Linked DNA regions of Homo sapiens: region 2 is linked to region 1. A link is an interaction called in ENCODE POLR2A ChIA-PET data of the cell type or tissue named here. Cell type or tissue: MCF 10A. All regions are shown on one strand.

Region 1 (8,000 bases):
CTGACCTCATGATCCACCTGCCTTGGCCTCCCAAAGTGCTGGGATTACAGGCGTGAGCCACCACACCTGGCCTATTATTGTTCAGTTCAAAGAATTTTTTAATTTCTATCTTGATTTTATTGTTGACTCAAAGATTATTCAGGAGCAAATTAATTAATTTCTATGTATTTGTATATTCTTGAGGGTTCCTTTTAGAATTAATTTCCAATTTTATTCCACTGTGGTCTGAGAGAGTACTTGATATAATTTAGATTTTCTTAAATTTCTTGAGACTTGTTTTGTGGTATATCATATGGTCTATCTTGAGTATTCCAAGTGCTGATGAAAAGAATGTGTATTCTGCAGTTGTTGGGTAGAATGTTCTGTAAATATTTGCTAAGTCCATTTGTTCTAGGGTGTAGTTTAAGTCCATTGTTTGTTTTTGACTTCCTGTCTTGATGACCTGTCTAGTGCTGTCAGTGGAGTAATGAAGTCCCCCACTATGATTGTATTGCTATCTAATTTCTTACGCCTAGTAATAATTGTTTTATAAATTTGGGAGCTCCAGGTGCATATATATTTAGGGTTGCGATTTTTTCCTGTTGGACTGATCATTTTATCATTATGTAATGTCCCTCTTTATCTTTTTTAACTGTTGTTGCTTTAAAGTCCTTTGTCTGATAGAATAACAATTCCTGCTCACTTTTGGTGTCCATTTGCATGGAATATCTTTTTCTACTCCTTTACCTTGAGTTTATGTCAGCCCTTATGCATTAGGTGAGTCTCTTTAAGACAGCAGATACTTGGTTGGTGGATTTTTATCCATTCTGCCATTCTGTATTTTTTAAGTGGAGCATTAGGGCATTTACATTCAGCATTCGAATTGAGATGTGAGATATTGTTTTATTCATCGTGCTAGTTGTTGTCTGAATACCTTTTTTTAAAATTGTGTTTTGTTTTTATAGGCCCTGTGAGATTTATGCTTTAAGGAGGTTCTATTTTGGTGTATTTTGAGGTTTTGTTTTAAGAGGTAGAACTCCTTTTAGCATTTTTTGTAGTGCTGGCTTGGTGGTGGTGAATTCTCTCAGCATTTGTTTGTCTGAGAAAGACTTTATCTCTCCTTCATTTATGAAGCTTAGTTTTGCTGGATACAAAATTCTTGGCTCGGAATTATTTTGTTTGAGGAGGCTAAAGATAGGATCCCAGTCCCTTCTGGCTAATAAGGGTTTCTGCTGAGAAATCTGCTGTTAATCTGATAGGTTTTCCTTTATAGGTTACCTGATGCTTTTGCCTCACAGCTGTTAAGATTCTTTCCTTTGTCTTGACTCTAGATAACCTGATGACTGTGGGCCTCAGTGATTATTATTATTATTTTTTTGCAATGAATTTCCCAGGTGTTCTTTGGGCTTCTTGTATTTGGATGTCTAGATCTCTTGCAAGGCTAGGCAAGTTTTTCTCGATTATTGCCTCAAATAAGTTTTCCAAATGTTTAGATTTTTGTTCTTTCTCAGGAACACCAGTTATTCTTAGGTGTGGCTATTTAACATAATCCCAAATTTCTTGGAGTCTTTGTTCATTTTTTAAAATTCTTTTTTGTCTTTGCCTGATTAGGTTAATTCAAAGGCCTTGTCTTAGAGCTCTGAAGTTCCTCTACTTCTTCAATTCTATTTTTGAAACTATCTATTTCAGAGAAACACCATCAGGTGGAGGCAGGCAGGGTTAGGCGGGTCTGAGCTCAGACTCTCCTTGGGCAGGGCTTGCCACGGCCACTGTGGAGGATGGGGGTAGTTATCAGGCCAATAGGGTTATGTTCCAGAGGGGATTATGGCTGCCTCTGTCACTAGGGATGTGGGGGAAAGCTGGTAGCAATAGGCTTCACCCAGTTCCCACACAGTTGGCAAGGCCAGTCTTGCTAATAGCACTGAGTTTATCTCCAGGCAGCAGGACTCAGACCTAGCCCCAGGCTATAAATTTCCCCACTGAGAAAGCAACCATGGCTTTCAGGCCCCACCCTTCCCCATCTGCCCATACTGTCCACTGTGACTCTGCTGTCCTTCCTCCAGCATTTCCTGTTTGCCCCCAGATTCTGCTCAAGAGAGTTTATGTCCAGTCAAAATCATTACAAAGTTCAGCTGGAAGCTTCTTTCACCCTGCAACCTTTCCCAGATTCCACCTGCTGCCTTCCCCAAGTGCCCCTGTGAGACATTGTCAGGCATGGCTTCCCTGGGCTTGAGCTGGAGAATGGGAGTGCCTAAAAGGCTCTTCTCACTGCTGCTTGTAATTTTATATTTCATGCTAAATCCATTTCAGCTCTAGGTAAGGTTAAATCCTTTTCCTGTAATCTGGATTTTTGGATTCCCCAGTGGAGACATGTGTTTGGAGGCAGGTTTCTCCCCTCACACTTTGGGAACTCAGTTTTTAGCTTGTCTTGTGGAATTTGCAGTGGCCTGCAAGGAGAGTGGCCACGTTTTTCAAAGGATCTGTGAATTCTTTTGATTTTCCTAGTACACTTTCACAATGGTTCCTGGAACAAAAGTCCACACTGTGAGTCTCCACACACTGTTCCATCATCTAAGTGGGAGCTGCATGTCAGTCCTATCTCCTGTCTGCCATCTTGAACCCAGTCCTGTGCTGTACACTCTTGCAGAGAAAGGGACATTAGCACTTCCTGTATTGTCTACTGAGTCAAATACTCTTTAGTAACCAGCAGGCTAGGGGGACAATAGCGAGTCACTCACACACCTCAAAAAGAGTGGCTCTCTTATCTAAAGATGAAAAAAAAAATTACTGGGCCTTGAAAAGTGTATTATGTTTTAACAACAAATTAGAAAATAAGGTTAAGCTTAGTCACTGCTGTTCATTATTTCCTGTGATCCAGAGCTGGGCAAAGATGAGCCAGGGGCATGTCATCTGATGTGCTGTTCAGTGCTGCAGGAGTCCCTTCACAATGTGAGTTTTAAATGAAAGTTTTCAGAAGGCTTTATGTGTTTAGAAAACCTAGTTGCAAACTCCATTGATAATTGCATGACTTTTATAGTAAACAACATTTAAATCTTTTAGTGTAGGATTAAAGGTTGTCTGATCTTGAGATGGGTAAAGAATTTCTTGATTTTTTTTTCTCTTTGTAAACATTTTTTAAAAATTGTTTTATTGAGGTGAAATTCCCTAAAATATTAACCATTTTAAAGTGAACAATTCCATGGCTGTTAGTGTATTCACAGTGTTGTGAAACTGCCACTTCTATCTAGTTCCAAAGCATTTTCATCACCCCAAGAAAATACTCCATACCTGTGTAGCAGTCAGCCCTCCCTTCCCTCCTCCCCCCAGCCCTGGGCAACAACCAATCATGGTTCTGTGGATTTGCCTCTTCTGAATATTTCATGTAAATGGAATCATAGAATTTATGACTTTTTATGTCTCCTTTCACTTACAATGTTTTTGAAGTTTATCCATTTTGTAGCATGTACTAGTATTTCATTCCTTTTTGTATGTGGATAAGATTCCATTGTGTGGATATACCACATTTATCCATTCATCTGTTGGTGGACATTTGGGCTGCTTCCACCTTTGGCTATTGTGAATAGTGCTGCTGTGAACATTTGTGAGCTTATATTTGTTTAGGTACCAGTGTTCATTTATTTGGGGTTAGAAATTTCTGGGTCATATGGTAATTTTATGTTTAACTTTTTGAGGAACTGCCCAACTGTTTTTCGTAGCAAGCTGTGCCATTTTACATTCTCACCAACGGTATAAGAAGGTTCCAATTCCTCCACATTCTTGCCAGCTTTTAAAAATTTTCTCCTTTTTTAATGACAGCCATCCTAGTGGTTGTGAAACGGTACCTGGTTTTGATTTGCACATCCCTCATGAGTAATGATGTTGGGCATTTTTTTCGTGTGCTTGTTGCATAATTGCTTGACTTTTATATGTAATTAATCTCAATTTTAAGACCTGACACACAGTTTTGCCACTACTCTCTGCTTGATACCATTGAGTCTAATCTCATTATGCTCTTTAATCAGAAGGTGGCAGCCATCACAGGAAACCCAGAATTCCCAGATCATTGCACCCTCCTGACTTGCAACCCCACGTGCCTCTGTATTGTTGTTTTTGCCCCATCCTTCAACTCCTGAGACCCTTTCATTGTGCTCCTTGGAATTCATATTGCATCAGCGATATAATCCCCTACATCCTCAACCTGTTCTCTAAATGATTTCTTCACCTTGTTCTCTAACTGGAACCTGGTTCTCTCCCATAGCCCTCTTACATGGTGGCAGCATTCTCTCTCCCGCTCCTCCAAGGCCTGGAAATGGAGTAAGTGGCCTCTTTTTCTTCTCTGTCATTCCAGATTACTCTTACCTCTCCTTCCCTACAGGCATCTACCTTTGAGTCTCCTGTCATCGTCACACTGTGTTCCCCACCGTCCCTCCTTCATCCCTTGACAGTTTGAGTTTGTGAGTCACCATCACTCCCTCCAGCAGTGCCCTATCATAATTTTGGTGATTTCAGCATCCACATAGATGATGCTTTCAATTCCCTGACCTCTGCCGTCTCACTCACTCCCTCCCACGCTCAGACCTGTGACTTTAACATTACTAAAAATTTCAACTCCTTCATGATCTGTTTCAAGGCATCCACTTCCTTAACCATCCCTTCTTTTCCTAGGTTTCTCCAGGTGGCACCTTGATCCTGGACTCCAACAGCTTTTTACCCCTCTAGAGTCCTATCCTCTTTCCCCTGGAAACCCTTCTCTGCATGTTTCTGTTTTCCTCCTGAATCAGCTTGGGTTCCATGGTTCTCAGTGGAAGCAGTCCTTTGCATGTTCCCTCAGATCTGTTGCCCATTCTCACTTGGCTGTACTCACGGGGCAAACTCTTTTTTAAATCCCTGAACCTCTAGCACTTCCTTCCACAGCTCCATTCTTTTTTTGGAGAGAGAGAGTCTCACTCTGTCACCCAGGCTGGAGTGCAGTGGCATGATCTTGGCTCACTGCAACCTCTGCCTCTTGAGTTCAAACGATTCTCCTGCCTCAGCCACCCCCACTGAGTAGCTGGGATTACAGGCACATGCCACCATTCCCGGCTAATTTTTGTACTTTTTGTAGAAACAGGGTTTCACCATGTTGGCCAGGCTGGTCTCGAACTCCTGACCTCAGGTGATCCACCCACCTCAGCCTCCCAAAGTGCTGGGATTACAGGCATGAGCCACCACACTCAGCTCTCAATCTCCATTCTTAAGTAATGACCTGGCTTCTTGTGTCACTGAGAACAAAAGCAATCAAAAGAGGACTTCTGGCCAGGAGCAGTGGCTCATGCCTGTAATCCCAGCACTTTGGGAGGCTGAGGCGGTCCCATCATGAGGTCAGGAGTGCGAGACCAGCCTGGACAACATGGTGAAACACTGTCTCTACTAAAAATACAAAAATTAGCCAGGTGTGGTGGTGGGTGCCTGTAATCCCAGCTACTCGAGAAGCTGAGGCAGGAGAATCGCTTGAACCTGGGAGGCAGAGGTAGCAGTGAGCCAAGATCTCACCATTGCACTCCAGCCTGGGCTACAGAGCAAGACTGTCTCAAAAACAAAAAACAAAAACAAAAACAAAAACAGAAAACAAAAGAGGACTTCCAACAATCTCTTCCCTCCACTTGCCCATCTGCCTCTGTTGCTAGACACTGTACCTTCACCTGTGTCAGCCAGCCTCGACACTCCGCTCGCCTGCTCCAGGGCGTTGTTGTGGCAATTCTCCCATCTTACTCCTCTAAAGTCAATTTATTGGATCCTTTCTATTAGCATACAAAGCTATAACTTCTTCCATCTGAAAAACCCCTCACCTGACCTCACACTCTCCCTCTAACAATAGGTCATTTCTCTGCTCCCTTTTAAAAGGAATCTCCTGAAAAGCATCATCTGTTTTCAGTCTGTCTTTCTTTTTTTTTTTTTTTTTGAGATGGAGTTTTGCTCTTGTTGCCCAGGCTGGAGTGAAGTGGTGCAATCTCGGCTCACTGCAACCTCCGCCTCCCAGGTTCAAGCGATTCTCCTGCCTCAACCTCCTGAGTAGCTGGGATTACAGGCGCGTGCCACCACGCCCGGCTAATCTTTGTATTTTTAGTAGAGACGGGGTTTCACCATGTTGGTCAGGCTGGTCTCGAACTCCTGACCTCGTGATCCACCCACCTCGGCCTCCCAAAGTGTTGGGATTACAGGCGTGAGCCACCACGCCTGGCCTTTATGTATATTTGTAATGTATGAAAGATTACCTGCTAATTACATGAGAGAAAACAAAGCTTTCAAGAGAGATGCCAGGCAGTGTGCACTGCACTCGAGTCTCTGACTGAGTGTCACTACTGTGGGACAACTTGATGTGCCTACTGCATGATGAAGCATGACATTCTCAGCCACACTCATGAGTATTCCTATTCCAAATCGAATCAGACCTTTAGACCTACCTTCTGGTTTGCAGAAAATACAGGGGATGGAGAAGCAAGTAAACCACCACCATAAAGGACAATCAGATCCATAATATGGGACCTTTTGTACAACCACAACCCTCATTTCTTCAAATGTCAGTGTGGCAGGGACAACGATAGGCACAAACATGTAACACTTGCTGTGTGTTAGCAACATTTCTAAGTGATTCACATTTATTAACAAATTCATTCCTCATAAGCCTATGTGATGAGAACTATTGTGAGCCCCATTTTACAGTTTTTGCATGTTTGGGCATTTTCTTGGTGATTTTGCTGTTTTAAATGTCCCCCAGGCGTAGTGCTGACGAGTGCAGGAAGGTTGTGATGTGCCTTACAGAGAAAATATTTATGTCAGATATGCTCGTGTGAGTTATAGTGCAGCTGGCTGTGAGTTCTATGTTAATGAATCAAAATGTAGTACATCCAAAAAAGGAAGAGGAAATTTGCCAATCTGTATGTGAGGCCACTCTGGAAAGTGCTAAAGTAACATCTATAGTGCATATGAAACTTTGGGAAAAATAGAAAACAGCTACATTTGTGGATTCAAGAGATGACTTTTTATTTATTTATTTGTCAGTTTGTTTGTTTAAAGCATAGTGGACAGCATTATGGGACTGAAAGCCAAAAAAAAAAAAAAAAGTTTGGTCACGTTACCCAGGATCAGGAAATGTGAAACCCTTCTTGGCTAGTGCTGGCTTGCACGTTTTGAAAGGCGATATGACATGAAAAGTGTTACATTTACAGAAGAGGAAGGTTCCGAGAATCAAGAATCTGAGAAAGAATTTTAAAAATACAGTCTATCCTCATTACAGATTCTGTATTTGCAAATTCTCCTACTTCCTAACATGTATTTATAACTTCATTGATACTTGCAGTGCTTTTGTGGTCATTTCCAGACACACAGAATGGTGAAAACTGTGTTTCTGGATGCACATGTTCCCAGAGAGGGCAAACAAGGCAGGGCTTTGCCTTCTTGTTTCAGCTTCATGCGGAGATGACCAGAGGATAGAGACGGCAGGGGCAGTGCAGTGCAGTGGAAGAAGCTCAGCTCTGGGGCCCCTTGGAGGGGGTTCAAATCCCAGTGCTGGCACCTGTTACTGATGTGGCCTCAGGCAAACGGCTTACCACTTTTGGGCCTCATTTTCTCTTTGGTAAAATGGAAAATAAAATCCACCAAGATGAGTTGTTTTTGCATTTAAGATTATAGTCTTTGTGAGAAACACCCACACATACATTTCCCCAATGGTTGAGTATTTGCTCATTCACCATTTGTGGTGACTTTTTGAAGCAGAACTGTGAATAATGAGGATTGACTGTACCTGCTAAATGTTAAAAAGGAAAGGGGTTATGTGGAACGGCTGGTTTTCAATACTAATAAAACTGGCTTATTTTATAAGGACCTTGGCAGTTGAACCTGTATAAAGCTAATGGCATTTTGGTTGATAAAAATGTTGTGACCAGAGGTTCGGGGTAACCTAACCCTGTATTTCCCTAGGAGCAAACGTTTAGTATTGTCTAATTCAGTGTTTGTGGAGACTTTAATAGAACATAACTACT
Region 2 (8,000 bases), 64 kb before region 1:
TGACTCCCTGAGCACGGGGTATATGTCTTGGAGATACCCAATCGTGAACTTATTATTAGATATGCTCTATTTGCAGTGTCTAGATTGGTCCTTTGTCTGGAAATGCGTCTCTGTATTCCTCAATGTAGCTCTTGATAGACTTGAGGAGGAAAGGAACTTTGCTGTTATGCCAACTGGAACTTTAACCTATAGAGAGAATAAATTGGGGCAGCAAAGGAAGGAGGGCCAACAATGATCAGAGATGTCAGATTAAAGCAAGCATACCATTTTGCCACTGTCTAGCACTCTGAAACAATGGGTATTTATTGTTTTAGATGGGTTCTCCCAGAAGGCAGAGCCTCAGGGATGAAGGCTTGGGTGCAGGAATGTCATCCCGGAAGAGTAGAATAAGGAGAGCAAGAGGAACAAAATATGGAAAGAGAGGAGGAACCCCAGGAGGTGTGCTTTTGTGCTGATTACAGCTGTGGGCAATTTAAGCCAAATCCCACTGGCTACCCTTGTAGGAACCACACAGAATGTGCTTCAGAATTCTCTACCCCAGACACAGGTAATGGGATTATCATCTCCTGGCACCCATCTCCCATTGATCAAGGGCTGCCCCAAGGTGGGAGGTAGGTGGGGTTAACTCTCTCTTGCATGCCTAGATTTGCACTTGTATGTGGCTGAACAGTTGCTGTGGACTTTCCAAACAGGCTTCTGTAGAAGAGTCCCAGGTCAGAAGGTAGGAGGTAAATAGCACAGCCAAGGCCTCATGCTGTCTGTGTACCAATAGTTGGCTCAGCAGCCAGGAGTTAAAATGTGGATTGAGAGGTGTAAGGCAGGACACACAATGTGTCCAGCACGTGTAATTTCCACATTTTTTCATCTCTCTGTTTGTCGCTGCTTATAGCCACCTCCTGTATCTAAACCTAAATCAAAGTTTTAGGAATATCCCCAAATGATAGCGTTCTATTATGGAACGTATTCTCAGCCTGGCTCTGGGTGAAGGTCATGTTTTTGTCCCCAACTCCATAACTTCTCTTTTGCTCTTCCCGTATCAGTTTTGATGGAATTAGGCCAGTTGATCCGTTAGACTTAAAGTCACTAAGTCTGTTAAAGCTGTAGGAATCCAATTAGATTTTAACACAAGATGAAACTCTTAAAAAATGAATAATTTGGACTCTTCAGCAGGTAGTAGAGTCTCTGGGGACAGGAAGAAATGAGAAAAAAACTCTCATGTACTACCATGCAAGGAGTGATAAGAGTTTAATTTTCTTCTTCATGTGCTCTAACGTCTGTTATGACAGTGACATGCTGGGTCAGAAGCCATAGTAGGAGCTTTTGTGTTTTATGTAAAGCCCAACAACTTTTCTTTTGCATTTCCTGTAAGGATCACCCTGTCTTCCTCCCTGTATTAACACAGAGCCAACTTGCTCAGGTATTGACACCTGTTAGCCAATGCCACTTCTGTAATAAGCCCAGAAGCTCTTTGCTGAGCCAGTATTTGCACTGGTGAATTGATGGAAACTGCATTCTTAGAGCTCACACATTAGGGATACTCCAGGGTTCTATGATCATAGGGCTGAGATACTTCAAGAGAAGTCCTAAGTCTTAGCTAAGGTGATATGGAGACATCATTCCTTAATCAAAACAGCGAAATCATCCACCATTATGTATACAGACCTTAAGTGTGTGTGTCATTTTAACTTTGAATCTTTACCCACCAGTCTTTAGCTCTAAAGTTCCAAGGCCCATTCATCAAGCGTAGGCTTGCTGCTCGAGTTTCTGCATCATCTCCCTGATGTAAAGCATATCTATTATGTATTACCTGTAATTTCCTGTTTTGATTTGTTTAAAGAAGAGGGCAGCCTGATTACAGAACGCTTCTAGGTTTTTAGAGATAGTTTTTACTCTTTTTTAGTTGTCATGCCTGTACCTAATTCAATGGCTGTTTTTAGCAGCTCACTTTTATTGATATTTTTCAAATTATACAGCTTAGTTTCATAAAGACAATTATTTTCATACTTTTATTGGTTTCTTTGTTATTTAAATTGTGTAATTAAAATAATAAGTACAGCAGCACAAATACAGTAGGGACTAAATACCGTTGGCTGTTAGTAAATACCCAGCTCAGCTGGTGGGGGCAGAGTGTGCAGGCATAACTAGAGAAAGGCTTTGAGTCAGCACTAGAATGCATCAGTCAGTAGGTTTTGGAAGAAATGTGGTGGGACATCCAATTAGTTGGTTAAATTGAGGATATTGAAAGCATCTACTACAGCTTTTCTAACTCTGCTACCTGAAATCCTGAGATGGGGCAACACAAATATCTTCTCATTTAAAATAGCCTAAGCCTCGCCTGGGTTGTTTCTAATGGCTCCATCCACACACTTTCTGCAGATTTCAGTGACTGGAATGACAGCAGCCTAGTGCCTAAACCACAAATACTGCTAAAGATCCCCTGTCTTGAATTCATTGGTAAAAATGGAGAGATCTGAGAGTGAGTCAGGCGCTTTCCTTTGTGCTTCAGAAATTAGTAGAAAAATAAGTAAATAAAAATAAGTAAATGAATCTTGTTGGCTCTGTTTACTCAAGTCCTGTGTCTGGATTCAGGATTCTTAAAAGTCCAAGACAGGATCTAAACATATTTGTGTTTTAAAAATAAGCCTAGGCCAGGTGCGGTGGCTCATGCCTATAATCCCAACACTTTGGGAGGCCGAGGCGGTGGATCACCCGAGGTCGGGAGTTTGAGACCAGCCTGACCAACATGGAGAAACCCCGTCTCTACTAAAAATACAAAATTAGCTGGGCGTGGTGGCACATGCCTGTAATCCCAGCTACAGGGGAGGCTGAGGCAAGAAAATCGCTTGAACCTAGGAGGCGGAGGTTGTGGTGAGCCGAGATCACGCCATTGCACTCCAGCCTGGGCTACAAGAGCGAAACTCCGTCTCAAAAACAACAAAACAACAACAACAACAACAACAAGAAGCCTAACTTAGTGTTAGCATAAGCCTGTGAGCCTACAGTTTATTTCTGCTTTGGCAAAAGTGCCTTACTGGGAATTAGGGAGGGGTTAAATCTAGGTATATAAGACACCTGTGTATGTGTTCCATACTTATAAAAAGCACAGGAGAAAAGAAGAAGCCAAATATCAAGAGCTTCTAAGGTCCTGGCCAAATACAGTGTTTTTAGGAAAATTGCCTCATGGACGCACGACTTATAAGGTTTCTGTAGCCTCCTGTGGCTATCACTGTAGGTGGGTTAGTAAGGTGCTATCTAGCCAGACTTCCTGTGTTATTAGCAAATCTTGCATTTTTATCTTAACTTCATCAGCAATACCAAGCTTGGAATAGTAATTAGTGGGATTTATTCCACAGCTCCTGTAGGAGTCTGCACGCCGCTTGGGCATGTTGATGATGTCGTGATTTAATTTTTTTAGCATGAAACATTTGGAAACACAAGTAGGCGTGCCCTTTTGAGCTTGGCATTTTTGTGCCTGAGCATTTGGGAAGGAGATAATGATCTCTTAGTAGACAGGAGTGCTCTGTCAGAGATTAGTTATTGATTTTAAGAAAAATCAAATTTGCTTCTTGAAATGTTCTCAGAATGACATTGGACTTCCCATCCCATGGCTGGTTTGACCCACTGGTAGGAGACAGATGTTTAAATATAAAATAGGAGCCCTTGTCCCCATGTTCCAGAGTGATCATTTATAGAATTCCTCAGCACGCACTCGCCTTTTGTTCTATGATTCATTACTGGCATAAAGTATCTTCTGGGTCGATTACAATGAGACGTGAGAAGAAATAGAGCATAGAATAAATCATGAAAAGCCCATCTTCAGGGCAGTAGTAATATAATTTTATGATGAAAATTATCCAGTTGAAATGATCCATTCCATGTAGACCTAAGTAAATTGTATGCAAATAACAATTTAATACCTGACTATGACCCTGAGGAGAAAGCTTATTGAAACCCATTCTTCTAATTTGCTTGTCATTCTCTGTGTCTGCATGAGCCTTAGGTGGTACCAGGCATCTGGCTTGCCTGGCTGTTGTCTGTAATTTCTAATTCAGGAACTAGTCTCTCCCATCCCTAACCTGTTGACCTCAACTCCATATTGCTCTATGCTTTGCTCACTTCCACCTCTGCCACACTGTCCATCTTGCTCAAACACACCAAGTGAACTCTCACCCCAGGGCCTTTGTGCTCTGTTGAGATTCTATGTAGAATGCTCTTACCCAGATAGCCTGGCTCACTCCTTTACTTCGTTGACATCTTTAATCAAATGTTACCTTCTCATGAAGCGTTCTCTGGCCACCTACCTAAAATTGGAAAGCCTCCTCAAGTTTTTTTTCTTTTTTTCTATCCCTGCTTCATATTTCACCTATTTGTCTTTTTAGGGGGTGGTGGGTGGGGAGGAACTCTTTCTCTCACCAGGATGCCATTTCTGTGAGGACAGGAATATTTGTTTTGCTTATTGTTGTACTTTGTTCCTGAGAGCAGTGCCTGGCACATAGTAAATGTTTATTAAATACTTGCTGAATCTCTGAATAATGTGAGTCAGTTGATGTTGTGCCAGGTTGCTTTTTGGACATTTCATGTTTGTGTATGATAAGTGTGGTGGTATGTATGTCTTTTCCAGACTCTTCTGCCTGTTTGGAAAAGGAGAAGAGATAATAATGAATCAGTGTTGATATTTTTAAAATTAGGTTTTCAGGGAAGAGGCAGTGGTTTAACCGGTGATAAAAATTGAGGTTGGGGGGATTTATTGCTCTTTATTTACTGCATTCATAGCTTTTGCAAGGTGAGGCCATGTATCAAATTCAACAGAATACACCATGGCTGGTTAGATACCATCTCTGGCCTGAGAAAGGCCATCCTTGAGGGGAAGCAGTAAGCTGTGGAGACAGATGATTCCTGAGTAATGCACATTAAATGCTATGCGGGGTGTAGTCTACATTTTGTTTTTGACATCTGTATACATACTGCCCATCAAACATTACTCCTGTTATTAGGAATAGTTAATTAAAAACCATATAAACAATTTAAAGTATTAGCTCCATGTGGTTTAGCTCTAATGAGCTTATTGTTTAAGTATCTGAGAATTAGTATGCTATATTGGCCTTTGATATTAAAAAGTAATTTTTTTCGAAGATGCTAACTCAGCTCCCAGTTATGGTGTTCCATAGAGAGTTGTGGTGACTTTTTTGGACCTCAGTTGAAGAGAGCTGAGTGACTTACCTCAAGTGAGGCTGTGAATCCTCATGTCCTCATCACCTTCCAAGGCCCTACCACCTAATAGCATCACTTTGGGGTTAGGATTTCAATATATGAGGTTTTTTTTTTTTTTTTTTTTTTTTTTTTTGACAGAGTCTTGCTCTGTCGCCCAGGCTGGAGTGCCGTCTCGTGATCTCGGCTCACTGCAGGCTCCGCCTCCCGGGTTCACGCCATTCTCCTGTTTCAGTCTCCCAAGTAGCTGGGACTACAGGCTGCCGCCACCACGCCCGGCTAATTTTTTTGTATTCTTAGTAAAGACGGGGTTTCACCGTGTTAGCCAGGATGGTCTCGATCTCCTGACCTCATGATCCGCCCACCTCAGCCTCCCAAAGTGCTGGGATTACAGGCTTGAGCCACAGTGCCCGGCCACAATATATGAGCTTTTTTAGCGGGGAGGGGACACAAATATTTAGACCGTAATATGCACATATATGTATGTGTTTGTATGTGTGCGTATTTCCATTGTGGTTTTGTTAATATTTGTATCTGGTTGGATGAGTTCTTCCCTTTTGCTCACATTTTCAAAATTAACTTGATCTTTCATGAAGCTTTATTCTTCTATTTACGTATTAGAATAAATTTGTTGAGTTGCTCAAAAAATCCTGCCGGAATTTTTATTACAATAATTATAAAGCTAATTAGAGAGAACTGACATCTTTACAACATTAAGTTGTCTCATCCATTTACCTGATATGTGTATTTCCATTTTCTCAATTCTGCATTGATTTCTTTTCATGGATTAAATTTTTTTTTTTCCTCTATAAAGGTCTCATATACTCCCTATTGGGTTAATACTTGTACATCATAGTTTTTATTACTATTGTGAATGATATCTTATTTTCTATTTTCTGATTGGTTATCGTTGATATGAAGGAATGCTATTGGTTTTTCTAAATTCATCATATATCTGGCAACATTGTGAGACCCATTGATTTTTTTTTTTTTTTGAAATAAAACAGTCACATCTACAGTGATTGTTTTCTAGTCCTATTTTGTTGGCTAGTGCTTCCAGGAAACAGTGGTAGTGGAATTCTTGTTTCTAATATTAAAAGGAATGAAGCTAATTTGTTAAAACTTAAATATGACTTAAATATGATGGTTACTGTAATTTTTTGCTTTGTAACCTAATTAAGAAAATTTCTTTTTATTCCTTGTTTTCAGATTTTTTCTCTATTAAAATGGCAATTCAGCATTTAAAGGTCTCTGTGTTATGTTACTTACTATATATATATATATATATATATATATATATATATATATATATATATATATATAATTTGGGGATCTGTAATTCTAGGAATATAGCACACAGTTGCCCTACTTTCAGAGGTGTGTTGTGTGTTTATGATGATAGGTGGTTAAATTGAAGTTTTGGGTAAGAAGAAAGATAAAAATGTGTAACAGTTATCAGCTTTCCTCCTTTCTATCAACTATTTTAAAGTGTGCCCTGTGTTAATACTATTTTGGATGATGAGGTCTTTATTTAATTGTGAAGGCCCAGCTGAAGGGGCTGAATCTCTAATCAGGTGTTTTCTGAGTTGAGTCTTGAATGAGATTTATAATTTGGGCCTGAGTTTTGAATGATTCATTTACCTTTTGGGAGCTGTAGACTTTAGATCTATAAAAGGAAAGGACTAGCCTAGACTTATGTCTTGAGATTCCATCTAGCTCTAAAATTGCATAGTTCCAAAGCATGAGAAATGCAGTGAATTGAGCTTTGTCAGCAGAAAGACAATTTTTCATGTTTTCAAAATAAAGCATCCAAAAGGAGTCTTGGTACTTGGAATTGCAAGGCCCCAAGCAAATGGTGTGGATGGAGGATGCAAAGTGGAGAAGGTGGAAGGTTTTGAAGTCACACTTGACACTTCTGGGTGGATCTGTGGAAAGTGGAGAAAAAAGGGTGGTGTGCGATAAGGGGGTCAGATGCCCAAGGACAGTGCTTTCAGTTGACTTGGGACCTTCAGGTTTGCCCTGGAGACTGGCTAGGGATTCCAGAGCAGTTGAATTAACTGTTAAGGAAGAGTCAGCAGGATTTATTGGCAGGGGGGTAGAGGAGGGGGGTTAGATGATTGGTGGATGGGAGGAGTTGAAAATGATGGGGGAAAAAAGCGCAGAAAATGTCAAGTTTTGTTTCCCACTATTTGCAGGAAATGAAATATATGCATTTGCTTGTGACAATTTTTCAGAAATCTGGCATTTGCGTGCATACTCATAGATTCAGGACAGTGTGTTTAGAAGCAGGCTAGAGACTTCGTCTCTGGAAGAACCACGATTTTTCATTTGCACACACATTTGCATGCATTTATATTGCCATTTGAGAGGGTATTGGTATAAAGTTAGTGAAAAATGTTTAAGATATATTAAAGATTTGAAGATGGCAATGGAAGAAATTTTCTATGCCTGGTTACTTAATGTTGAAACTCGTATTTCTGGATGAAAACAGGAATTTGGAAAAGTAGAGAGAGCTGGAACAAATTTGAAAAGCTAATCATGGAAATGAACTTGGAAAATTTCCCAGTTTTAAGAATCTTACTTCTACTTTAGGTCTGTTTAAGCTTGAAAGAATAGACAACTAAAAAACAAAAAGCAATGCAAATGAGGAGGTCAATATGAAGCAATTAAGCAAAATACTGGAATAGATTCATTTAAAAAGCAGTTCACATTTTATTCGGAGGTTGACTATCAGGAAAGTGAAATTCCAGCTAATTTTAAGGCCCTCAATATACTGTTTTAAAAATTGTTAC

The links. ChIA-PET counts read pairs that join two places held together with the same protein. Peaks named below come from ENCODE experiments on the same cell type or tissue, not always from the same donor. Only the 100,000 strongest peaks of a DNase experiment are listed, where the experiment ranks them.
Region 2: POLR2A ChIA-PET joins it to region 1 with 5 read pairs; 3 of 35 experiments call an interaction of 5 or more read pairs at or near these places.

Annotation. Positions count from the first base shown.
Region 1 is chr3:31,772,083-31,780,082 of GRCh38, reverse strand. The region is part of intron 4 of OSBPL10 (oxysterol binding protein like 10); the gene reads left to right. Among named protein-coding and RNA genes, the nearest start is that of OSBPL10-AS1, 72 kb to the right of the region's middle. In MCF 10A, no CTCF peak of the experiment used is centred here; a DNase peak (open chromatin) is centred at 3,852.
Region 2 is chr3:31,835,853-31,843,852 of GRCh38, reverse strand. The region is part of intron 3 of OSBPL10 (oxysterol binding protein like 10); the gene reads left to right. Among named protein-coding and RNA genes, the nearest start is that of OSBPL10-AS1, 140 kb to the right of the region's middle. In MCF 10A, no CTCF peak of the experiment used is centred here; no DNase peak of the experiment used is centred here.